Regions from separate parts of the Mus musculus genome. Here all the other regions are linked to region 3. The links are chromatin loops, found by intact Hi-C in ENCODE. Cell type or tissue: heart. All regions are shown on one strand. Region 1 holds the start of 2610301B20Rik (RIKEN cDNA 2610301B20 gene). Region 2 holds the start of Ints8 (integrator complex subunit 8). Region 3 holds the start of Plekhf2 (pleckstrin homology domain containing, family F (with FYVE domain) member 2). Region 4 holds the start of Trp53inp1 (transformation related protein 53 inducible nuclear protein 1). Region 5 has its middle 39 kb from the start of 2610301B20Rik.

Region 1 (5,000 bases), 130 kb after region 3:
TAATTAAAAAAAATCATTTGCTCATGTCAGCAAATGACCCAAAAGAGAAAAATCCCTCCCCAAAGCCAAGAACCACTGCTACATGTCACAATATTTCAACTACTCCAAGTTCTTCAGGGAAAGCCACCAGGCCTACTGCCACCTAGACCATTTATTTAAAAGAACACTGAGCTGGGGACATAGCTCATATACTCTACTAATAGAGTGCCCGTTTAGCATGGACAAAGTCCTGAGTTCTAATGCCCAGCCAGCATTGCCCAGTCTCCTGCCACTACTCAAAAAAAAAAAAAAAAAAAAAAAAAAAAAAAAAAAATTAGTGTCAGGCAGACACTGTCCTAAGGCTTTCATTACTTCTATCTTTAGATGAAGAATAGGCACTGAGAGACTCTAAAGCTTGTACAAGGGCACACAGATAAAGGGCAGTTCACATACTTACATGTTATGGGACAACTGTTCCTAAAGTTTTTACATTGTGGACACTGTTACTCAACTTTAGAAATTTACTGGGCCATTTTTTTGGTTCCAATTCTTTAGAAGTGTATTTACTTTGAAGCCCTAACATGAGGATGTATCCCTCGTACCGAATGGTTAACCCAATACCTCCAGGCTTTACCTTTGTGGCTGCCCCTTCTCTCACTTTTATCCTTCATGTCTTTCACTGCCTACACTGGTATTTCCCTTCGCTTTAGAACTATGCTAAAGACTCTCTTCTAAACAAACCATCACCCCCACTCCCATCACTCTATAAAACTGTCCCTTGAAGCTGCCACTCTTTCTTACTCACAACTGGAGTAGCCTATATCCATTGCTTTAGTATCAGCAACACCCATGGTTTCCTCAATCTTACAGCTACTGACATTTGGGGTCACATAAGTCCTGTATGTCGAGAGGAAGCACTATTGGCCTGTCTAGGCTATTTTACAGGGTTCCTATCTACCTGCTAGATGCCTAAAGTATACTTTTTTCCAGTTGTGGTAACCATAAGAACTCATGTCACTGCAAAATCATCACTAGTCTAGAAATACTGATCTTATTCAAGTGCTTTAGTTTCTTTGAATATCAATACTTTATCTACTAAAACAGTATCTTTCAAACTGCTTTCAGGCGTAATGCTCTATCTCTGGACTCATCTCTGTATCTGTCAACTACAGGGAATTCTTACCTCAAATAATTACTTTCAGGTTTCTCAGTTCCAACCCTGGGTGGCCTATCACTCAGAGCTGAGTCTGCCTCTGCCTCTGGGGTTAACGGTGTGTCTGTCCCACTGGGCCCCAACTACAGAGACGCTCCCATGAGACTCTTCTTTGGTTTTGACGACAGACTGTCTAGGCTCTTTTCTCATATAATTCAAGAAGTTCAAGAAGCAGATGAATTTTTTTTTTGGTTTACTTTTTGAGACAGGATTTCTCTGTGTAGCCTTGGCTATCCTGGAACTTACTCTGTAGACCAGGCTGGCCTTGAGACAGATGAATTACTAAGAAGATGATGATGAGTATTATTTAGTTGAAACCTGGTCTTACTAAATTACCCAGCTGAGCCTCAAACTCATTCTTAGACCAACGCTATCAGGCCACCTAGATTTGGTGAATGAAGAGAGAACACCATTCACCTCATTGGGCGATAGGGGTAACCCATATCGGGGACTTAGCACAGAGAGAAGTAAACATTAGCAATTATTATCACAGCTATCATCTAGAGATGGTAAGTTAAGCCATGCAACCAGCAGGTGGTCTGTTCATAAACTCACAAATGATTTCCTTTGGCTTAGTGTAAAACTTCAGTGATGGCATTCCATACCAGAAAGGAACTGTATTTAAAACTTGGCTTAGGGTATTTGCTGTTGTTTTTTGCACAACTTCTAATCATTGTCCCTGATAAAAAGTTTAACACAAGTGATAACAGTTGTGATTCACTTTAGGCATTATAAATGTGCTAAGGTGGGGGCAGGGAGAGGAGGGTGTGGGTGGAGTCTGGTAGTCAGACACAGGCAGGAAAGATCACATGGCTGGGGAGAAGCCACAGAAATGGCCATCCTTTCAGTGTGGAGACAGTCTAAGCTTCTTTATGTTGGTTCCAAGATGAAAAGGCCTGACAAATTCTCTCCAACCACAAAGGAACAAAACCAAGCCAAACACAAAGCAAACACTGCAAAGTAATACCTTATACATTAATGGAAGAAACACCAGCCTTTCCCCCAATGGTCTAGGCAAGCGGCAGGTCCTAGCAGGAGTTATTACTGAGCCTAAGATCTCACTTTAAAGGATAATGCAACGACGCCTGCTTTTTATTGTTGTTGTTCAAATCCCCAAAGATTTAAGTGTCTTTAAACTTCGACCTGGATATAATAGGACATTTGCTGGGTCCCTTAACTTTGGAGACACGGGGAATGGCAGGCAACTGGGCAATTTATTTAATTCAGATATTTGCAATGGATACTCTTAATAATTAAATATACTCTCATCTAACTCCTCGAGCTTAAACAAATCAGACAATAAAATGGTCTTCTAACAGCTGGCCTACCGGTTCCCTAAGGGTTGCCTGGTAACGGCGTGAGAGGCACGACATTTGCAGTCAGGGCCCCTCGCCGATGAGAACGCTGTGGGTCTGGTCAGCGTGGCCCTGTCGTGTCTCAGGGGAGGGACACCCCGATCCACGTCAGGTTAGGGCTGTCAGGTAGGGTCTCAGCTCCCTCAGGCTCGCCCAGGGGCGGGGTCTGAGCCGTGACCCGAGGGCCGTCGAGGGCTAGGACAGTAGCCCAGGCCGCGGGGGCGCGCGGCGGCGGAGGCCGGCTTAGGCGCCCCGAGCAGGGCTGTAGCAGAACCGTCCACCCGCCTGCGTTAACCTGAGAGTTTCTTTCTCCTGGGCTCCGTTCCGGTCGCCGCTGTGCGAGCCGCCGCCGCCGTCGCCTTTGGGCCGCTCACCCAGGTCCAGCCTCAAGGGGTCGAGTCTGCAGAACTTGGTCTCGACTTCATCCAGAAGTTCGTCCAGGTCCTTCGCCATCTTGAACAGACGCGTCTTTCTCTCCCGAGCCTCGCTGGCCGGTGGTTTCCACGGCAACGCGAGAAACCGACGCGCCCGGGAGCGGGTTCCCCACAACCTTCCGCGCCTGCGCAAACCTCCGGGCGACTCGGGGGGCGCGCGCGCTGCCGCGGCGCTGACGGGCGCGCACTCGCGGTGGCAGGGGGTCCCGAGGCCCGGGGACCCGCTGAGGCCGGCCGCCGCGGATGTTGTCGGTGGGTCCTGCGTGCCCGGAGCGCTTCCCTTGCCGTCCACGCAGCCTGTGGGCCCGCTTTGCCCTTCACCTCTCCCGCTCCGCTCCGGCGCCTGATCACAAACAGTCTCTCTTTCCACCCCAACAGCCTCTCTTTCCACCCCGTGGCGACCCCTGGTCGCTTTGGCAGGCTGTATGTTTCATCGGGGAATCTGCAGATCCAAAATTATTCATTCGGTGGCAAAAAACATTCCCTTCCGTAGTCGGCAGGATTCGAACCTGCGCGGGGAGACCCCAATGGATTTCTAGTCCATCGCCTTAACCACTCGGCCACGACTACTGGTGATGCTAATTTTGGCAGGAAGATTCTATGTAGACTCTGCATTGGAAACTTATGCCGCACTCAAGCTGGCTTGGATCGGAGTGAAAAAGCTTAAGCACATTCGAACATTGTGCTTTGAAGAATTCTGCCCCTCTTTTCTGTGACATAAAAGTGTTGGAGCTGAGTCTTCAAAGCTAGAGTGGGGGGTGGGGGGGGGGGTGCGGTCGAGAGGAGAAAGGGAGGGAGAGAAGCGAGAGAGGGGCCCCGGCTACTTTCTTATTGATAGAGGCATTTGCAGTAGAGAGACTGGAATTGCAGGACCTCTGGCCAGCCTCCCAGCTTCCCCGCACACTTCTAGTTTTCCTTTGACAAGCAGCTCCTAGACCGTTTTTCTCTCATTACCAATAAAATAGTGATTCCTATCAATTTATGAATCGCAAGACTGTCTCACCAGGATATGAAGCACTACTTTGAAAAAGAATATAAACCACGGTGCAAAACCCAAAACAAAATAAAGCAAAACAAACAAAACAAGCCCCCACAGTATTTTCAATTCTTATGGTTTGAGCAGGCAGTCATATCTATATAGCCTGGGCTAGCCTTAGAACTTGAGGTCTCTCCTACCTCAGCCTCCCTGGAGTCGGTTTGTAACACAGACCTAGATCACAGCACCGCTTCATGAACATAGCGAGCACATTGCATTTCTAAAGTTGTATTAGCCAAGAAGTCGGCACTCTGAGTTCGGCAGACATCTGAGCCAGGTGATTTGTTAGTTTCATTTACTTAATTCGTTCAAAATAGTTTTAAATTTCCCGAGGAGCAACATGTAACGGTGCGCAATATAAAAATGGTAGGTAACAGCTCACCAGAAGCCTTTGGAAGGATGATGGTTTTTTTTTTTTTTTTTTTTTTTTTTTTTTTTTTTTTTTGGCGGCCTATTGTTGAGTGCAACCATTACTTAAAATGTAATGTTATAGTAAAACAAAGGTAATGTCTGGCAAACTCTAGCTGTTTCTCTGCGTGGCCTTGCTGCTGTCGAGCCTGTTTACATCATAAAATTTGTAAGAACTGTGAGTTTGTTTTTTTTTTTTTTTTCTTCTGAGGTTAGACCTAGCAGTCTTTTTTCACAAGGCTTTCAGAATCAACCTGTGGTCATTGCTTCCCGTTTCATGCTCCCAGGGGCCTGGGAGCTGGTTGGAGCTGTCGCCAGTTTTTCATATACTCCATGCCCATGGCATTTCTATTCCATGCTTGTTGGTTGTCCTGACCGCACTTTCTTGATTGCTCTACTCTCCCTTTTTTCTCTTTTCTTACTCAGTCACATGAAGGAAACGTCTAATCTGCCATTTTACCTTGGGAATCTTTTTTTTTTTTTTAATTGAAGACAAGCCTTTCTAAAGATACATTTGTATTAGTTTTAATGCGCGTGTATGTATATGCATGTGTATGGCTGTGTGTGAGTATGTA
Region 2 (5,000 bases), 250 kb before region 3:
ACAACTCTGACTTAACAGCACGGGGAAAGGAATGGCAAAGAGGACCTTCCAGTGATCGTCCCGTGATGTATTAATGAGACAATATTTGGCTACTGAGGAAAATTCTGAGATCCAGTCCTAAAAGCTCACCATGAGTTGGTGTCTGATCTATACACCAAAGAATTTGTGCTTTAAATCTTGACACACACACAAGCTTATTACTTGGAAGTGAGAGAGGTTCTAATGAGTTTTCCTCCCGAGGCTCAGTTGGCAGTGGCAGACTTCCCGCTGGCCAGAGGACTATATTCTTCCCTCTATGCAACTTGAAAACGTTAACTTGGAGGTATCTGTCCAGCCATTTTCTTTGCCAATCTTGTCTGCCACTGTAGAATGCTTTAAAGTTTAAAGGACCAGGGTGGGAGTTGCCATTTAAAGACAAAATAATTCAGAAACTCAGCCCCAACTTAACACGGCAATCAGTGAACACTGACTGACTTCATTTCTTCAGATTGCTGAGTTCTCCATTCAGCTAGATACTTTTTTACAAAGTGATACAAAGAAGTTGAAAGCATTAACATGACTTTATAATAGCTTTAAATTTATTGCTGGTTTATAAAAGCCTCGATTCGATCAATCAAAGGCTTGCTATCCCAGCTATTCCTGTTTTGTTTTGTTTTCGAGATAGGGTTTCTCTGTATAGTCCTGGCTTTCCTGGACCTCACTCTGTAGACCAGGCTGGCTTCAAACTCAGAAATCTGCCTGCCTCTGCCTCCCAAGTGCTGGGATTAAAGGCATGCGCCACCACTGCCCAGTTTATCCCAGCTAGTCCTAAAGGATATAAGATCCATCAGAATATTTATAGAATAGTTTTACATATTCTATACATGGTTTTATTTTATTCTTTTAAAAAGAAATCTAAAGGGGCTGGTGAGATGGCTCAGTGGGTAAGAGCACCCGACTGCTCTTCTGAAGGTCCAGAGTTCAAATCCCAGCAACCACATGGTGGCTTACAACCATCTGTAACAAGATCTGACTCCCTCTTCTGAAGTGTCTGAAGACAGCTACGGTGTACTTACATATAATAAATAAATAAATCTTTAAAAAAAAAAAAGAAATCTGAAAACAAAACAACAGATAACCACCCAAAAAAGCCCACAAAGAGCTTAATCTATAATCCAGCACTTGGGTGGTTGATTCAATAAAATGGATGCAAGTTCAAGTTTAGCCTGGGCTACATAGTTCCAGGTCATTCTGGGCTACAGAGTGAAACCCTGTTTCAAACAAAGCAAAACAAAACAGGAGAAGCATCTAAAAGAAACTGACTAAATCTGAATTTTTTTCTTTGTTTCTCAGGGTCCCTTTATGAAAACAATCATCTTTAGTAACACATATCTGAAATTTTCTATGAGGTGTGTATAGGATGTCTGGGAGTTTTCTTCAAACTTTCTTCTGGATGTATTTTGTCCGGATCAGCTGGCCAGTCAGCTGATCACAGGAACTCTCTAGAAGGACCAATCTGGCTTTGGCTTTTGCTCTCCAAGTGCTGGGTTTTACAGGAATGCCCCACTACACCATGCTTTTTAGTTTTATTGATAATGATACTTAAGGACCTTTCAGAATGGTGGAACGCGTAAAATAGGGTTTACTGTGCCTAGACTGGAGATCTGAGGAAAATTAACTAGCTTCTTATTCCGAGAGTTAGTCTTGGGAAGTCGCAGAAAAGTTTGTTTTTTTTTTTTTTTTTTCTTTTTTCCGGAGCTGAGGACCGAACCCAGGGCCTTGGGCTTGCTAGGCAAGCACTTTACCACTGAGCTAAATCCCCAACCCCAGGAAAGTTGGATCTTAATTATGTAATAAGCCTTGGGAAACGGGGAGAGGAGTTAGGCTGGAAGGAGTCTCAAAAAGGTAAAGCACCCAAGACAAAGCAACTAGATTTGGTCTCTTTGGTTTTCTTACGAAGACATCGAACTCGCTTCATTTTCTCTGGGAATGTCCAGAGAATCTGGAGAGCCCCGCCAGAATCTAGCTTCTGAAGGGCCAGGAGACTCCATGGCAGCTAAGGGGCGGAGCAGTCTGCTGTTCCCGCCCCTTTCCTCCGAAGTCTAACTGGGATTGGTCGAGAGCGTGGCTAGCTGCGGATCCGGGGCCGGACTCTGGCCGACTACTACGCCATCTTGGGCTGTGCGAGCTGACTAGAGGTTCCGGGCGGTTTCGCTGGATAAAGGGACTGGGCGAGGGTCAGGTTGGAGCCCGGAGGCGGCGGGAGCAGCGGCGGCGGGGGCAGGATGAGCGCGGAGGCGGCGGACCGGGAGGCGGCCACCTCCAGCCGGCCCTGCACCCCGCCGCAGACTTGCTGGTTCGAGTTCCTGCTGGAGGAGTCGCTGTTGGAGAAGCATCTGCGCAAAGCCTGTCCGGGTGAGCGAGCGAGCGAGCGGGCGGGCGGGCGTGGTCTGCGGCCCGCTGCCTTCTGTCCCCCGCTGCCTGAGGCCTGGCCGGCGCCGCTGGGCCCAGCTCGACGGTGCCTCAGCCGGGAACGTCGCCGCGGAGCGTCTGCGGAAAGTTTCAGACAAAGGCTTTCGGTCTGCCGCGGTCCTCACAGCGAAGGGCGCCCGCACTCGCCGTGCGGGGGTCGGGTCGCCGATGTCGCACGGCCCTGGGGGTGACTTCGTGAGGGGAGAGCGGCTCTGCGGAGCCTAGAGCCGGCCGTAGCCTTCGGTTCATTCAGCCAGGGGATTGTGTATTTCACTGTTGAACCCCGAATTAATATAAATCCCCCGAAAACAGCTGCTTCGGCTGTTGTATAGGGATACCCGTGTTGGGCAAGGAACATGGCCCTTTTCCTCTTTCGGGCATTTTGGTAAAGGTACAATGTAAGGTCTTTACCTTTAGTTTGCTCAGTTCTCATCCGAATTTGGCCTTGTAGGAGACTACTTTGTGAAAAGTTGGCATCATTGGTGGGGCAGTTTTACCAAGTGTATCTCAGTGCTTTTAGAGCTTTCCTATTGACACATTGTTAGGGGCTAGGGTGCCAAGCCTCCGTGCTTAGCTCTTTAAATAGGTTGCGGTCCTTAGCGAAGCCTTCATTATAGTGAAGAAAGTGGCATTAGCCGCTACTTTACTGGTGGGAAACAAAGCTAGAGACAGTTCAATAAAAGACCCCTGTCAAAACACTACTTCTTTCCTCCAATTGGCATTGGTCTTATCTTGAACTGGGAACCTGTAATGCTTAGTTCTTCTCTGTGAAATGCTTTGTTATGAATCAGTTTTGAATCGTCCCCAGACCCTCTTGCTTATTAATTAAGCTGGCAAACGCCGATCTGCAGCTGTCTCTGACCACACCTCCAGATGTTTCGTGCCCCCCAAGTACCATAGTCTTTAGTATACGCGAATCCTTTTGCGTTTTTATAACGAAAACTTTAAGAATTTAATTTCTTTTAAATCCTAGATCCTGCACCAGTTCAGCTTATAGTTCAGTTTTTGGAGCAGGCTTCCAAACCTTCAGTTAATGAGCAAAACCAAGTCCAGCCTCCACCTGATAACAAGAGAAATCGCGTCCTAAAGCTTCTTGCTCTTAAAGTTGCTGCACATTTGAAGTGGGATTTAGACATACTGGAGAAAAGGTATAAAGCTGTAAATGGCATTACATTTGAAGCAGTGTTTGAATGTCTTTGTTTCTGTCTGGATTCTAATGTTTTTCTGATAGTGGCTTAAAATAAATTACTTTTCTGCATGTTCATGGCAAAACATTCAAGCATGTAAAGAAGGTATTAAGAAAGTAAACCTAGACATGTGTGTAGTCCCAATAGCCTGAGGCTGAGGCAGCAGGCTTACTAGAGCCCCCAAGTTAAGAGACCAGACAGGACAGCAGGGTAACTCAAACCATCCAACTCTGTAGGAAAGCTGCAGTAGATAAACCACCCTTTAAGGTAAAGAGAAAACTGTCTTCTTGTGGTACTAGAAATTACAGCCAGGGTCTCTGTTTTTTACCACTAGTAGCTGAGTTAATTATTGCTTCAGGCGTGGTAACATGAGAAAGTCCAGACTGAGTGCTGTAAATGTTTTGGTTAGCAGTTGATTTACTCTTGGATTTGTTACTTTTTGGCCAGGGATCATTGACGCCTCCCCAAACTGTTACCATCGCTACTCAAGTCAGCATTGACTGACTTAAACGCAAATAGTTCCAAAGGGATGCTTAGAAATTTACTTATTTTAATCCTTTCTTTCAATTTAAAAAATAAAAGGAGTACCTGAAGAACGTATAAAGACAGACATAACATTTTTGTGTATTTTTTTGTCCTGGTTTGCCCAGTGTTCTGGTTTTTTAGTGTCAGACTGAGCCTAAGCCTCAGAAGTGCTAGGGACGCAGTGCCACCAAGAGTGTCAACGCTTCCTTCTATTTTTATTATTTTTGTTTTGTTTAGAAATTCTGTTTTTTATTTGAACTTTTTTTTTTTTGGTTTATTTTATAGGTATGAATGTTTGGCCTACATGTATGTACATGTATCATGTGAGTGCCTTCAGAGATCAGAAGAGGGCATCACATCCCCTGAACTGGAGTTACAGATGGATGTGTGTGGTGGTAATCCAACCCACAGCCTCTGAAAGAGTAACACATGCTCTAACCACTTGAGCATCTGTCCAGTGCCTACCCACCCCCCCCTCTCTCTTTCTTTCTCTCTCTCTTTCTTTCTCTCTCTCTTTCTCTTTCTTTCTCTCTCTCTCTCTTTCTTTCTCTCTCTCTTTCTCTTTCTCTCTCTCTCTTTCTTTCTTTCTCTCTCTCTTTCTCTTTCTCTCTCTTTCTCTTTCTTCTCCTTTCTTCCTTCCTTCCTTCCTTCCTTCCTTCCTTCCTCTCTCTCTCTCTCTCTCTCTCTCTCTCTCTCTTTCTTTCTTTCTTTCTTTCTTCTTTCTTTCTTTCCTGACATAGGATCTTTTGTAGCTCTAGTTGACCATGATCTGGCTGTGTAACTGAAGGGGACCTTGACTTCGTGATTATCTTGCCTTAACTTCCCAAGTTGCTGACA
Region 3 (5,000 bases):
ACTGCCCAACTGTCTTTAAGTGACTTTGGTTTCTCATTTTGTATGGGTTGCTATGTTACAGAACTTTCTATGATGGTGGGATGTTTTATAGTGCCAGTGTCTTTATAGTCACGTGATCAGTGTCAGTAAGGAACCAGATCTTAAATTTAAATTTTAATCAATACACCTGCTTAGTGGTTTTGCCAGTATGAGTCTAAATAAATGGCTTCCAAACTGGGGCGCACACATCCCAGGAAGGGAAGAGAATACACAGACTGCAGGTAGAAAACTTATTACTCCATAGATTTATATCATTATTTGGCATGTCTTATTTAATATTTAATAACAAGGTAAACTGTAATAGACATATGTGTGTACACATTGTACATGTATGTTTAATAATTTTCATCATTCATTATTCTTAGCTTGTGCTTGGCATGTTACAAATATTGATTCATCTAATGACTCTTTGAAGTACTCTTATTATTCTAGTTTTACACACGAAGGAACTAAGGGTAACTAAGTATGTCCAAGGACGCAGGTATCATAGTTTGTGGCAAAGCCAAGATTTTGAGTGTAGACAGTCTGGCTTGCATCTTTGTACTTTAAGTTAAACAAGTGTGTTGTAGGGAGGGCAACTTTTTTTTGTTTTTTTTTTTTTTTGTTTTTTTTGTTTTTTTTTTTTTGAGACAGGATTTCTCTGTATAGCCCTGGGTGTCCTGGAACTCTCTGTAGACCAGGCTGGCCTCAAACTCAGAAATCTGCCTGCCTCTGCCTCCCGAGTGCTGGGATTAAAGGCATTCGAAGAGCAACATTTTTATTGATGACACTAGAAACACAGCAGTTCCTAATCTTAAAATTTAAAAAGATTTTAGAGTGTGCTTAGTCTAGCACACATAAAGATTGTGTGTGTATACGATTGAAATCCTGTAACTATCCCTATTACGACAACTGATCTCCTTTGCCAGTTTTGTTCTGGATACTAATTTAAAACAACTGTATTTGTTTCACAGACATTCTTCTTCCTCTTCCTCTTCTTCTTCTTGTTTTTCGAGACAGAGTTTCTCTGTAGACCAGGCTGGCCTTGAACTCAGGATTCCGCCTGCCTCTGCCTCCCAAGTGCTGGGATTAAAGGCGTGTCCAACACCGCCCGGCAGCTCTCAATCTTCTTAATGCTTTAATATAGCTCCTCCTATTGCGGTGGTCTCCACCATATAATTATTTGTTACTACTTCATAACTGTAATTTTGCTGTTATGAATCATAATGCAAAATATGTTCTCCGATGGTCTTAGGCGACTCCTGTGATCCGCAGGTTGAGAACTGCTCAACAGGAGGCTAAAAAGAAAATTCCTGAATAAAACTTTAATAATAACCCAATTTCTACCCCTTTCCTGTTTAAACGGTGTGCTTTTCCCAGCCAGCCAGCCTAGATGCCTCTGCTATCTCTCCGCAGCGCCTAGTAAACGCTCTTCTAACCCAGCGTCATGGTAGCACCGAGTTCTAGGTACGCGAAGCAGTTGGCCGAGGGGAAGTTTTGAAAAGAGCGGAGTTCTTCGGCATAAGGTTACACAGGAGCCTGCGGGTCATGGGTGCGGTAAGCGCAGACCCCTGGCTTGGGAGAAAGCGACAGCAGGTGTTCGGCTGAATGGCCGAGCCGGGCGGGGTTGGCAGACGCGGTTGGGTGGCGAGAAGCAAAGCCTTTCCTGTTCCTTAGGGCGGGAGGCGTGGAGGCAGCTTCCGCCCATTCTTCCAGAGAACTTCGCGGACTGCTTAAGAGCCCTTTCCGAAGGCTAGCCCGAGTCAGGAAAGTCAGGTCAGGCGACCCAGTCCAGCCTCAGCTGGCTCAGACGCGCGTCACCTCTGCAGAGGCGCGCGTTCCCCAACCCCGCCGGGGGAGGCCCCCGAGTGGGTGTGGCCTCCGCTGAAGAGCCCGCCCCCCGTGCGGTCGCGTGGGGATGGAGGGGCGGGGCAAGGCGATGGGCGGGGCGAGGGAGCCGGGAAGAAAGGGCAGGGCGGGTGTGCTCGTGCCCGTGTTTGGCGCTTGGGCGGGGGCGCGCCGGTGCGCGCGCAGGAGGGAAGCCAGCCGGAGCGGCCGTTGTCGGGTTCGACTGGAGGGGCGGTGAAGTCACCTGCGAGCGGCTGCGCCCGCCGCGTCCGGATCGCGCCGGCCTCGCGGGGCCCCACGCAACCCTGCGAGGCTGGGGTCGGGGAGCAGGCGGAGTCCGCGCCCGGAGTCGGCGACTAGGAGGACTCGCACCCTCGGCGCCGCCGCCCGCGCGGGGTCGGGTAGGTGCCATGGGGGTCGGGACGCACCGGGCGGCGGCGGGCTGGGGAGGGAGAAGCGAAACTTTGCGGGCGCCTATCCCCGCGGGCCCGGGCCAGCCGTGGCGCGGGGAGGGGTTGGCGCGGGCGGCGGCGGCCGACGCCATGTTGGGGTCTGTGGGAAACGGGGCGCTCGGGCGGCTCCCCTCCGGGCCGGCGCTCGGGCTGGAACCGCCTGGGTCCCGCCGCGCCCGTCCGCGGGACGCCGCCCGGAGGGCCAGGGCCGGGACCATAGACGGCGGCTGGGGACTGGACCTCGCGTCGCCCCCGAAGTTGTGGGGCAGCAGGACTCGGGTCCCCAGATCGTGCGGTCTGAAAACTTTGCAGGGTCTGGGCGTCAGGGGCACGCTCTGACTCCAGCAGTTTATTTTATGACTTTATATGAAAATGGCACCGTACAATTGGCTCAGATAGGAGCGGTAGCTTACACGCTACTTGAAGGGTTTTTTTTTTTTAAGTTTTATGATCTTTTGCCTAGTTTTTTTTTTTTTTTAATGTTATTAAAGGCCAAGAGCTGGTTCCCCAAGTTGCTCGAGTAGCCTTGTATAGTCCTCGAATATTAAAGCAGTAAGTTGTGTGAGTGTGCAGTGGAAATGACTAGTATTCAGGTTACATACACCTAAGCAGTAATTCAGACTCCCAAGTACATTAAACTGGTAAATGCCTTCTTTGTTATGTTTTAATATGTTGCCTAAGAGACTCGTTAAAGAACCATTTAGAGTTGAACGTTCAGTTGAAACGTTAAGGCATGTGTTGTCTTAAGACTAAGTGAAATAACCCAGTGTGTTGGCTCATGCCGGTTTTCTGAGCACTCCCGCGGGCTAGGGCAGAAGCATTGCCGCGAGTTCAAGGCCAGCCTTGGCTACAGCTTGAGTCTGAAACAAACAACCCCAGGACCACAACAAACAGATTAGGGTGATTTTGACGATTCAGTTTTTTTTTTATTCTTTTTCCTTTTCGTTCCTTAAAGGTGCATGAGTTTTGAGCCCCTATCTTTGTACCTTTATAGCTTAAGGGGTGGGAGGACCCAGGTTAAATCAGAATTAACCCAGGCTATTTTTAATCACTATGGGTCATGAGAGCATTGGGAGGTGAATGGTATTAAGTTGCTTATTTGGAAAGCTCTTTATAATCGCCCCTGCCCCCAAATGAAACTGGTGTACAGCATGAAGTAGCCTAGTAAATAAATACCCTTAAAAAAATAAAGGCGGCTTTAAAATTATGTTAAATGGGCTGAAAAGACTCTTAACAATGCAGAAGCCGTAAACAGCCGTGGTGGTTTTCCTTTTTTACTCTTTAGTTTTTTAAAATCATTCTACTATGTGGGGAAGGAGGAGGCACGCAGCCCCAGACCTCACGCAGAGAGGTCAGAAGACAAATTTCCTGAGTTTCTTCTCTTCACCATGTGATTATGGGGATGGAATTTAGGTTGTCAGGCTTGGGGGCCAGCTGCTATCATTACTTTCTGAGCCACTTTTCTGACCCCTCTATTTTTAATTATATCGTGTGTGTGTGTGTGTGTGTGTGTGTGTGTGTGTACATTTGTGTGGGCACATGGCACAACTGTGGAGGTCAAAGGGATAACTTTGGAAGTTGCTTCTCCATCCACCTTCTGCCCCAGGATAGAGCTGAGGCTGTCAGGCCTGGCCTCAGAGCCTTACCCCACAGAGCCATCCCTGCCCCTCTTTTTAGTGTTTAGTAGGTAAAAGTACTTTCTTAGGTATGCCAACTTTCTTTAAATTTTTCTTTAATTTTTGCTCCCTTGTCAGGTCACTTCCATTTGATATATATTTATTTTTTGGACCAAAAATTATTTATCAGAAAGAAGTTACTAGCCTGATATCACAAATCTTAGTAGTCAGTCTGCAGCCATCTGATCGTTTCTAGAGCATGGCATAACTCATCCCTGTGTGGGCATTCTCTTGCCCATCTCGTTTCTTCACTTATCCTAATTCAGGCTTCAGTAGAACTGTCTGCTAAAGAGCTGATAATGCAAGGGTATGATACTGACTGTTTTCTTCTTAAAAACTTTTTGTGGAAGCTGGGGGTGTAGTGGAGCACGGCTGTAATCCCAGCACCCTGAGGCCAAATTGCTGAGGGGTTGATCTGGGATTCATAGTGAGACTGTCTCAAAACCAACCAAAACCAAATCTACCCTCAAACCTGCCCTCTTTGATGCTTTCCCACCCACTGTGCAGACCAGCTTCCTCTTTCTCCATTGGATTCAACCCTAGGCGTCCTAGACCTACCACCTAGGTCTGTAATGGCACGCCCTTGACGGCAGGCCTCATGTGAGGTCCCATTTGCTTGTCCATCTTCCGCAAGCCAGAATGGAGCAGATGCTCAGGGGAGGCTTAGATGGTTCCCTGTAAATAGTCTTCATAAACTTACTAAATTGTCATTTATCCGTGGGATAGCTAAGCTTCTCCGTCGTCTGCCCTACGCACTACAAACTCCATTCAGTTGGCGGATGAAGGGCTTGAATTTGTGTGTGTGTTTTCTTTTTAGACACAATTAACTATTTCCAAGCAGATAATAGACTGATGGATAGTTGTGATGGAGAGAAGCTGTGGATGGACAAAAGGATGAAAAAAATCAGTTTAAAATGGGATTGAATTTTTGCCATTGAAAAGGTTTTGTTTGTCTATAGGTCATTTAATTAAACAGTTTTTGTCGTGGTTTTGGCATACTTGTCTT
Region 4 (5,000 bases), 150 kb before region 3:
TGTATGTGTACACTAGCACATACCTGTGCACACTGAACTGTCTTGCCAGTCCCTCAATTTAGGTTGCTTTGTTTTTAAATAAAAACTAGGTCTTATTATGTGCCTACCCCAGAACTTTTGATGGAGACCAGCCTGACTACAAACTCACAGGAAAGCAACCTGTCTCTGCCTGCCCACTCCAAGATTAAAGGTATATATACCATATTCCCATCCCTTAATTTTCAATTTTAACCCAACTTAAGTAAACTGATATTTGAGTCAAACTTTCAACTACATCTTTTTCAGCTGTAAACTTTATCAACCAAACACAAAGCCAGGCAGGGAGTATTCTAGCTTTTACCCAGCCAACTGCTCCCTTGTATACTCAATAAACTATTTTTTTTGTTTTTGTTTGTTTGTTTTGTTTTTCAAAACAGGGTTTCTCTGTATAGTCCTGGCTGTCCTGGAACTCACTTTGTAGACCAGGCTGGCCTCGAACTCAGAAATCCACCTGCCTCTGCCTCCCAAGTGCTGGGATTAACGGCATGCACCACCACCACCCAGCCTCAATAAACTATTCTTAAAACAAAAAACCTAAATATGTGGGCTGGTGAGATGGCTCAGTGGGTAAGAGCACCCAACTGTTCTTCCGAAGGTCAGGAGTTCAAATCCCAGCAACCACATGTTGGCTCGCAACCATCCATAACGAGATCTGACTCCCTCTTCTGGAGTGTCTGAGGACAGCTACAGTGTACTTACATATAATAAATAAATAAATAAATAAATAAATAAATAAATCTTTTTAAAAAAAAAACCTAAATATGCTTTAAGTATTTCCTGTGAGAACTTTGCATCTGATTATGCCACTCATATAAGGTATATACTGGAATGTATTGGAAAGATTTGGTACTGAAAAACATTAAATATCTCATTAATAATTTTATATCAATTACATGTCATTGTAATGATGTTTTTGGTAGTTAACATAAGTACTGAAAATTTAAGCATCCACATAAGATAGTGCTGTTGTGTTTTTAAAAAAAAAATCCTAGGGGCTGAAGAGATAGTTAAGCAGTTAAGAGTGTTTGCTTTCCTGCAAAAGGTCTAGAGTTTGATGCCCATCCCCACGGGTGGTTCACAACTGCCTCTAACTCCAGCTCCAAAGGATCTCATGCCCTCTTCTGGCCTCTGCAAGTACCTACATGCATGTTCTCTCATCTATCTAGTCTCTCTGTACATGTGTGTGGGGGGGGGGAGATAAAAATTAAACATCTTTTAAAACTCATCCTAAACTTGAATACCCTGTCCTTCCACAGATGACCCAGAAAATGACCCTTCTAATAGCCACTATTCCTTTTGGCACCTCCCCAGAGATGGTAGCTCCAAGAGGGGAGCAGGTTCTTTGTAGAAACCAAGAGGAGCAGCAAGGCTTCAGAGTTTGCCCATATGGTCATTGATCATCTACCCAAGAAGTGTTACCCATTACTGTTTGCTTGCTTTAAAATATCTCTATTGGGCTGGAGAGATGGCTCAGCCGTTAAAGGCTAGGCTCACAACCAAAAATATAAAATATCTATCCTGCATTACAAAAATACATGCTATCTTCTTTTTAATCTCCAAGATGAACAAAAGTAAGTCATAATAAGTTGAGAACATGAAGATGAATTGATTCTGTTCTACCACTCTGTCTAATCATTGTTAGCATCTGGCCCATTTTCCTTTGTTCTTTGTTTTTTGGTTTTCTTATAGGCATAATTTTTTAAAAGTCATACCTAAAATTTAACATTTTATCTTGTTTATCACATATGAGTAAAATATTTTGTGGACAGAGAAAGTAGCTGAGTTTACTTGTGGGTAAAACATTCTCCTTTGAGAACTTACAGTGGAGTGATTACTTTGTAAGATCTTGCTGGTATGCCTTTCTTGGTTTGGTTTTTGTTTTTGTTTTGAGACAGTTTCTCTGTGTAGCTTTAGCTGTCCTGGAAGTCACTCTGTAGATCAGACTGGCCACAAACTCCTGAGAGATCTGCCTGCCTTTTTAGTGCTGGGATTAAAAGCATGGGCCACCACCACCCAGCAGGCACTTTTCTCAGTTTTGAGATACATACCCAGGGAAAGATGGTGTGGACTTAACTGTTGATTTTGGAAACTTGGTCCTTCTACCACATGTGGGAATTAGTTATATATTTTTTTCTTTGAAGGATATATATGTGTGTGTGTGTGTGTGTGTGTGTGTGTGTGTGTGTACATATATATATATATATACATATATATGTACATATACATATATCTCAGAATGCTTATGGTTTGTGATAGGCAGTTGAGAGATTTATTTCTCTGACCTGTGATGAGGAAACTGAGCTCCAGAATGAAGTGAAAATAACTTGCCCAACAGCAAGTGAGCTGGTGTCTTGAGGCAGCAGTAGGGCAGGAATCCTTTCAACCTGGTGCCTTCCTTGCTTTTCCCTGCACATGACCTCAGGCTCCTTCCAGCCTGATTCTAAAAACTTCAGAGACTAGCACTTTTCAGTGGCTTTGGCTGCCAGCAGGAGGCTCCAAAAACATCTTTTAAAATTAAAAACAACAACAAAAGCACCCACAACTTTGATGAATGCAGTTTTGAAATACCAGCTGGCTAAACATACTGATGAAAAGCAACCTTAAAACGATTACTTGTGGGGCTGGAAAGCTGGCTCAGTGGTTAAGAGTGCCGACTGCTCTTCTGAAAGTCCTGAGTTCAAATCCCAGCAACCACATGGTGGCTCACAACCATCCATAATGAGATCTGATGCCCACTTCTGGTGCATCTGAAGACAGCTACAGTGTACTTGGATATAATAATAAATAAATTAAAACAAAACAAACAAACAAAAATGATTTCTTATGGGCCAGAAAGATAACTCAACATGGCAACGTGTATGGTGGCAAGCCTGATGGCTTGAGTGTGATCCCCAGAATATACATGGTGGAAGAAGAGAACCTAGCAGTTCAAAAAAACAAAGATGCTAATAAAAAGGTTTGTTCTTTTAGTCAGAAACAAGGGATGGCCTTGAACTGATTCTCCCACTGCCACCTGTTTAGTACTTGGTGGCATGGGCCACCTTTGATTCAAGTAATTTAAAAATCAATTTTGAACTACAAAAATACCAAGCCAAAAGAGTTGCCTGTGCTCCTTACACCTCTGTCTATTTAGCTAATTTACAAGGACTTACCACATCCTGTTCAGAAGTCTGAAAACAGTGAACAGAGAGCGGTTAGGTTGGTAATTCACTGCTTTGTTAACCTTAACTTTTGAAAGCAGTCGTTTCCATGAGAAATACACTAGGGAGCAGAAAGGAGTAAAAGACAAGATGAAAAACAAAAGAGACACTGGTCACAAAAATTAGTAGGCCATGGTTTCCAGCAAGGACTTTGAAAATTATAGTGGCTGAGGCTTGTACAAGCTGCCTAGTGTTTTCACACCTTACAATCACCACCAAAGATGTGATTTTTAAGATCTTGGGGGCATAGCCGGGCGTGGTGGTGCACGCCTTTAATCCCAGCACTTGGGAGGCAGAAGCAGGCAGATTTCTGAGTTCGAGGCCAGCCTGGTGTACAAAGTGAGTTCCAGGACAACCAGGGCTATACAGAGAAACCCTGTCTCGAATAAAACCAAAGGGGGGGGGGGGGGAGAAAGATCTTGGGGCATTTGTAATGATGTCGGTCCGAAGACCCAAGCTCAAAACTACTCAGCATTCTGAAAGAGCTCTTTCAGCCAGGAACTCCTTTAGTCTTTAAGGAGTTAACAGGTGGAAAGGGGTTCCCCGTTAATCTGCTCTGAACTTTTACACGGAGTAAACACACCGTGAAAGTGGAAGCAAAATGAAGGAATTGCACGTGAAATCCCTCTGCAAATAGTAAACACCGCTTCCTTTTAGTTAGCTGTGTGGCCTTAAAATTACTTTCTGTGCCTCCAAGTTTCCTCCGCTTAAATAAGCAATGTTGGGGCCTCGCAGGGCGGTCGCGACTGAAACGAAGTATTTAGAACCCACAGCAGTCTCTAGCACACCCCAAGTGCCAGCGACCAAACTGATGAGGACGGAAGCGACGGGAAGTGCTCTCCCCACAGGTGCAGGCTCGGTGATGCGCGAGGTCAGGAGGGGTCGGGCGGGTCTCCGGGTAACGGAGCAGGTTTCCCGTCACCCGCAGGTTCTCGGTGTCGCCGTGCTCGTCACGGCAGGGAGAGAGTCCGGCATGAAAGCCAGAGAGCGGGCAACCAACCGCCGCCCTCCCGCCTGTGTAGCCCGCACTTACGTGAGCCGAGCAGAGCTGCGGGTGCTGAGGTAGCTGCGGCAGGCCGGGCTCCTGCGCTGCGGTCGCTGCCCTGGCCGCCGCCGGCCCGTCCGGGTCCTTTTGTTGTTGTGCAGCTCTGGGAACAGCTGATCGGCTTCCCAGCCCCGCCCCGAGCCGCGCCAGCCGCAGGCCGACCAATCGGCTGCGCGGGGGCCTCCGGGGCCGCCCTGCGAGAGGTTGTCACTAACGCACGTGACCTGGCACTGGGCCGGCGGCGCGCCCGGGGCAGAAACAAGCCCGGGCAACAAAGCGGGAGCCGGAGAACACTCCGGGTGAGCGGGAGGAGGGGGAAGAACAGCGGCCCGGGACTGGCCGTGGTGGGAGCCGGCGGGACCGAGAGGAGAAGAGCCCGACCCCCGGAGCCGCTTCGGCTGAGTGAGGAGCCCAGAGTGTGGGTACAAGGCACTCAGCCCCCTTTTGCTGAGGGGCTGGTTAGGGATAGTAGTTGCTCCTCTGGTCAGTGTGGAGAGAAACCAATAGTCGCGATGCTGAAGGCAACCCACCGCTGGACATTGTTTTAAAAGAAGTCAGGGCCCCAAATACATGGGATGCCTGTGTCCCACTCATTCCTCACCCCTTAGACAGTAAGCCGGGGCCTAGTCTGCCTTATGAACTTGAACAGGAAGCTCTCAGGTCTTGCCCCCCAAGAGTCTGCTCTAGAAAGACAAAAGTCGGGCAGAGGAGGCCAG
Region 5 (5,000 bases), 94 kb after region 3:
AGGCAGGGGAAGCAAGCCAGTAAAGAACATCCCTCCATGGCCTCTGCATCAGCTCCTGCTTTCTGACCTGCTTGAGTTCCAGTCCTGAATTCTTTCAGTGATGAACAGCTGCATGGAAGTGTAAGCCGAATAAACCCTTTCCTCCCCAACTTGCTTCTTGGTCATGATGTTTGTGCAGGAATAGAAACTCTGACTAAGACAGTGGGTGACAGTCATATGATAGGGTCCCGTGGGAACCAGTTTTCTTTAGAGTAAGGAGCTTTAGCTACAAGAAAGAACTATCACAGAAAAAGCTCTTTGTGACTCATGAGACTCTCGGAGTACCTAAAATTCTCTTAGTAAAACCAGTTTCCTTATGGTTCTCTCTCTCTCTCTCCCTCCCTTTCTCTTTCTCTCTCTTTCATTTGCTTAGAGAATAACTAGAATTACCTTTAAAAAGTTGGGATAGGAAGGGGCTGAGGGTGGGGTGGGGCAAACATGGAATTGGGAACTTTTGAGCTCTGCCAATATGTTACCTTTTCAAAAATTACATAAGGCACTGGCAAATCTCAGAAGGTAAGGGACTTGTTGCTAAGCCTGATGGCTTGAGTTTGATCCCTACAACCCACATGGTGAGGAAAAGAACATATTTGGGCCAGTTGTCATCTGATTTCAACATGCATGTGTGACATGTCTTCATGAATGCATGTGCAGAGACACAGGCACAGATACACACACTCACTAAACCTACCATGAGCTGTTATCAGCTCTCCACAGCTGCGGGAGGGTGTGTGGCAGCTGTTTCCCTTTGGGGCGGGTGGTTAGGGGGTATGCTGGCTAGTCTTCCATCAACTTGGCACTCAAACTAGACTTATCTGGAAGGAGGGACTCCCAGTAGAGAAAATGTCTCAATAAGATCTGTCTGTAAGGCATTTTCTTAATTAGTGATGGATGGGGGATGGCCCAGCCCATTGTGAGTGATACAGTCCCTGGGGCTGGTAGTCCTGGGTTCTGTAAGAAAGCAAGGGGGCAAGCCAGTAAGCAGCACCCCTCCATGGACTCTGCATGAGCTTTTGCCTCCAGGGTCCTGCCCTGTTGGAGTTCCTGTCCTGACTTTCTTCAGTGATGAACAGTGATGTGGAAGTGTAAGCCAAGTAAACTCCTCCCCAACTTGCTTTTTGGTCATGGCATTTTGTCACAGCAATGGAAACCCTAAGATAGGGTGTATGTTTCTGAAAGGCTGGCAGGACTTCTTGCGTTGACTGGGGAAAGAGAGGTAGAAAGAGGGATGCAGAGGCTAGGGGACTATCTGGAGGGATCTGTCTTGGGTAAGGAAGGCCACACCTGATAAGCAAAAGGGAATAGAATTAGGCAGGCTTAAAAGAAGGGTATGGCAGCAAAGAAACTCTGGTCCTGGCTGGCCTTGATTCCCAAGACTGTTATCTTACAATGTTATATACCAACTATGTCTAGAAGCATGTCCTGTTAGCCTTCTGAGCCTGTGGGTTCTTCGGTAAAATGGAGAGGCTGGAATGACGACCTGGACAATGTGACTCCCAGTTCTGGTGTTCTCTAAGTACTAACCTTCTCTCCATGGTTCCTCTGTGAAATGAAGGGACGCCCCATTCAGAAAAGGTGTGAATGGCACCAGCCATGTGGTAGGTGCCTTAGGACACATGGAGCTTAAGCACCAAGAGCTGGAGTCAACCCAGCTCTCAAGGGCACGCACAGTTCCACCCTGAGTTTAGACATCTGTGGAGAAAGCAATGGGTTAGCCCGGTGTGCAGCCTCCACCTTACCTCCCCTCCCCTCCCCTCCCACAGTGCCTTCCTCTTCGGGCACTCTCATTGGCTGGAGGCTTTGAGACCTGCAGATTGTCTGGGGAGAGGCTGCTGGCCTTCACCTTAGAGATTCTCACTGCGGAGGGGAGACCCCACCTAAGGAGCTCAGTTCTTAGTCACAGGGTGGCAAATTGAGACTAGCAGCATGTGAAGATGCAGGTGTGGGGTCACTTGGGGTCAGGTGGCTGATCTGTGGCGCTGGAGGATACATGTGGGATCCTGGGTCTAGGATATTGTCAGGGTTTAGAAAGCAAGGACCTTGAGTTCAGGGTCTGATACCATGGCAACTGGCTACAAGCACAGGTACTGAAAGGGACTTAGTTCCTGGCATCCAGCCCTTCTGTAGGGCAAGAGCATTAACAGTGGCTCATGGGCAGGAGGAAGAGGCCTTTCAAGCCCTGCAAGACCCCTGCCCAGTGTTTGTGCTCATTTCTGTAAAATCCAGGATAGACACCAGGTAAATAGTGCGTGTCATTTGGGGCGGTAGAGTAATTTCTGATTTTCTATGCATTGCATTCTTATTTTTTATTTTCTGCAGTAATTATAAAACCTTAGAAACAAAACCATACCATTGCACCCTTGGATTGCATGTGCTGAACACCCATGTTCAAAGGTCACGAAGAGATGGTCTCCTGGCCTCAAAGGCCTGTCAGCACAACTCTGCCAACCTCAGCATCTTGGACTCCAATCACTTCTTGTAATGGAGGAGTCACCTTATTGCTGTCCCCAAGTCTCCCTAGGTTCCCTGCAGTGCTGCAGGAACAGACTGGTCAGGTGAGTCAGCTAACTTGTCATATTTTATTTCCACGCTGGCTACAGGCACATCTGGGCAGAAAGCATCACCAAAGACCTCGACAAGACTTGCTAAAGTGATGCTTACTCTTTGTACCTGCAAACAGTTGTGTGGATTAGAACAGGGCATTTTGCCCAGAGGAATAACAACAGCCACTGGGAACAACAGCAGGTGGGATCTGATGAAAAACAAAGAAACAAAGAAACAAACATAATGGGTGTTTTAAAACTCTAGGCACTTTTCCCCAAGAGACCAAAGCCTGAGAACAGTGTGATTCTTGGTGCAGGTCTGCCCCCTACAGGCCAGATTCTCAATTGACTGGGTTACTTCTGTAGGGCCAGAATAGTAGGTCTAGTTCTCTGCCGCCCCGTGTCTGTTTTTTTTCACTGTGAGATGTTTCCCCAGGTAAAGTACCTTCAGGGCCTCCCTCTTTTGCCAGCTCCCTCAGCTAGGAACGTAACCTGGCGACTCAACCACACATTGGCTGCAGTAAGAATTTTAGACTATAGAAGTTTTAAGAGACATGTCTTCCCTTTCCTATCTAGGAGTAGTGTGTATTTCTAGCTCATGTGTTGACATGTATGTAGCAAGGCAGTTTCCATTTTGGTCACATTAGAGTCAGAGATGAGCCACAAGTAGATCTGTCCAGATTTGTCTTCCAGATTTAAAATAGTGCAATGCTTCAAGTATGCCTATGGATTCTAATGCCTGGTTATGATGGGGTCAAAGACACTGGACCTAAAAGACAAGTTACGATCAATCGTTTGGAAATGACCTGTTTCACTTAGCCCTACCTGTCTGATCACTAGTGCCTGCCCCTGGGCCCTCTTGCTATACACCTGGTACAGAATGATAAGCATTTAAACATTCACGTGTGCTTCGAGTGTTCCCTTCAGATGGGTCATGTTGGGTCTCCTGTTATCAGATGAAGCTTGGTGGGGCCAAAACATTTTGTGTGCTGGTTTGAATATGCTTGGCTCAGGGAGTGGCACTATTAGAGGTGTGGCCTTCTTGGAGTAACCTTGTTGGAGGAAGTGCATCACTGTAGGTATGAACAGTGAGACCCTCTTCCTAAGCACGTGGGAGCCAGTCTTCTCCCAGTGGCCTTCAGATGAAGATGTAGAACTCTCAGCAACTCCTGCACCATGCCTGCCTAGATGCTGCCATGCTTCTTGTTATGTCCGACCAGCAGCTCACATATCTGGGTTCTGTTCTGGGAAGGCATCTTGGAATCTGGAAGAGAAGAGGGAGCTAGGCGGACGAGAAAAAGATGAAGCTAAGACAAAAATTCTGATCAAAGCTCAATTTTACTAATTCGCTCACCGAGTTATGAAGGAGGGGAAGGGGCCCGATTCCCGCCAAATCATCTTGGAGTAAGGTTGCAGGTGAACACCTGGTAGCTCCGGAACAGCTAGTTGGCAGGCAGAGGCAGTGGGAGTGGCAGGACGATAGGGTGGCAAGCTCCGCCCCATGCTCTCTAACACTGAAACCTGAGCAAACAGGTTTCAGGCTGGGGAGGGGAGGTTACAGCTCCTGGCTTGATAATGGACTGAACTTCTAAACCTGTAAGTCAACCCAGTTAAATGTTGTTCTTAGTCAAGGTGTCTTTCATAGCAGTAAAGTCATAAGCAACAAAGGTTCTCTCTAGACTAATGACAGAATGTTATCTTAAATGTGTGCATTTTTACATTGATCAGAAAGCAAACATGGTGTGCTGGGTAGTTTTATGTCGGCTTGAACAAGCTGGAGTTACATTAAAGGAGGGAACCTCAGTTCGGAAAATGTCTAAGATCCAGCTATAGGGCATTTTCTTAATTAGTAATTAATTGGGTACCATTTTGTGTGGTGCAATTCCTGGGCTGGTGGTCCTGGGTTCTATAAGAAAGCAGGCTGAACAAGTCATGATGAGCAAGTCAGTAAGCAGCATCCTTCCATGGCCTCTGCATGAGTTTCTGCCTCCAGGTTCCTTCCCTCACTGCTTTTGATGATGAACCGTTCTATAGAACTGTGAATGAAACAAACCCTTCCCCCCCCCCCCCCCAAGTTGCTTTTGGTCATGAAGTTTCATCGCAGCAATAGTAACCCTAACTAAACATTCAGTTATACACTAGAATAAAGGGGAGACGTTTTAAATAGCACTGATGCTGGACTTGGGGCCTGGGTATTGGCACTTCTGAATGTTTTCCCGTCAACCAGTCTAAAACCATATTACTGTAGAAATGCTGGGGTCACACATTTGTGTTGCTGCCTCTGACTTTTTATGTCCACTTCAGAGATCTGAACCTAGGTCCTAAGGCTTGTGTAACAAGCACCTTTATCCACTGAGCCATTTCTTTTTTCTTTTTCTTTTTTTCTTTTCTTTTCTTTTCTTTTCTTTTCTTTTCTTT

The links. A loop is a pair of places that touch in the nucleus more often than their neighbours do. Peaks named below come from ENCODE experiments on the same cell type or tissue, not always from the same donor. Only the 100,000 strongest peaks of a DNase experiment are listed, where the experiment ranks them.
Region 1: it touches region 3 in a loop (2.5-fold over the local background); 2 of 42 quality-filtered maps call a loop at or near these places.
Region 2: it touches region 3 in a loop (2.9-fold over the local background); 2 of 42 quality-filtered maps call a loop at or near these places.
Region 4: a loop joins it to region 3, with 4 times the contacts of the local background. A loop is called at or near these places in 12 of 42 quality-filtered maps.
Region 5: a loop joins it to region 3, with 2.9 times the contacts of the local background. A loop is called at or near these places in 15 of 42 quality-filtered maps.

Annotation. Positions count from the first base shown.
Region 1 is chr4:10,872,615-10,877,614 of GRCm38, reverse strand. 2610301B20Rik (RIKEN cDNA 2610301B20 gene) reads right to left here and starts at 3,117. Exons shown (of 6, transcript NM_026005.3): 1 at 2,843-3,117. The coding sequence starts at 3,000. n-TSaga9 (a tRNA gene) reads right to left here and starts at 3,551; the gene lies at 3,470-3,551. In heart, no CTCF peak of the experiment used is centred here; DNase peaks (open chromatin) are centred at 2,674, 3,094 and 3,554; H3K4me3 peaks cover 2,622 bases; H3K27ac peaks cover 2,223 bases.
Region 2 is chr4:11,251,375-11,256,374 of GRCm38, reverse strand. Ints8 (integrator complex subunit 8) reads left to right here and starts at 2,116. Exons shown (of 27, transcript NM_001159595.1): 1 at 2,116-2,394; 2 at 3,425-3,599. The coding sequence starts at 2,265. In heart, a CTCF peak has its summit at 2,349; a DNase peak (open chromatin) is centred at 2,124; H3K4me3 peaks cover 2,443 bases; H3K27ac peaks cover 1,479 bases.
Region 3 is chr4:11,004,660-11,009,659 of GRCm38, reverse strand. Plekhf2 (pleckstrin homology domain containing, family F (with FYVE domain) member 2) reads left to right here and starts at 2,041. Exons shown (of 2, transcript NM_175175.4): 1 at 2,041-2,267. In heart, no CTCF peak of the experiment used is centred here; a DNase peak (open chromatin) is centred at 1,939; H3K4me3 peaks cover 2,993 bases; H3K27ac peaks cover 2,357 bases.
Region 4 is chr4:11,155,820-11,160,819 of GRCm38, reverse strand. It overlaps Trp53inp1 (transformation related protein 53 inducible nuclear protein 1), which reads right to left and starts at 4,379. Exons shown (of 4, transcript NM_021897.4): 1 at 4,273-4,379. In heart, CTCF peaks have their summits at 1,162 (motif pointing left) and 2,522 (motif pointing right); a DNase peak (open chromatin) is centred at 4,469; H3K4me3 peaks cover 1,651 bases; H3K27ac peaks cover 1,215 bases.
Region 5 is chr4:10,910,717-10,915,716 of GRCm38, reverse strand. No RefSeq gene overlaps it. Among named protein-coding and RNA genes, the nearest start is that of 2610301B20Rik, 39 kb to the right of the region's middle. In heart, no CTCF peak of the experiment used is centred here; a DNase peak (open chromatin) is centred at 2,906.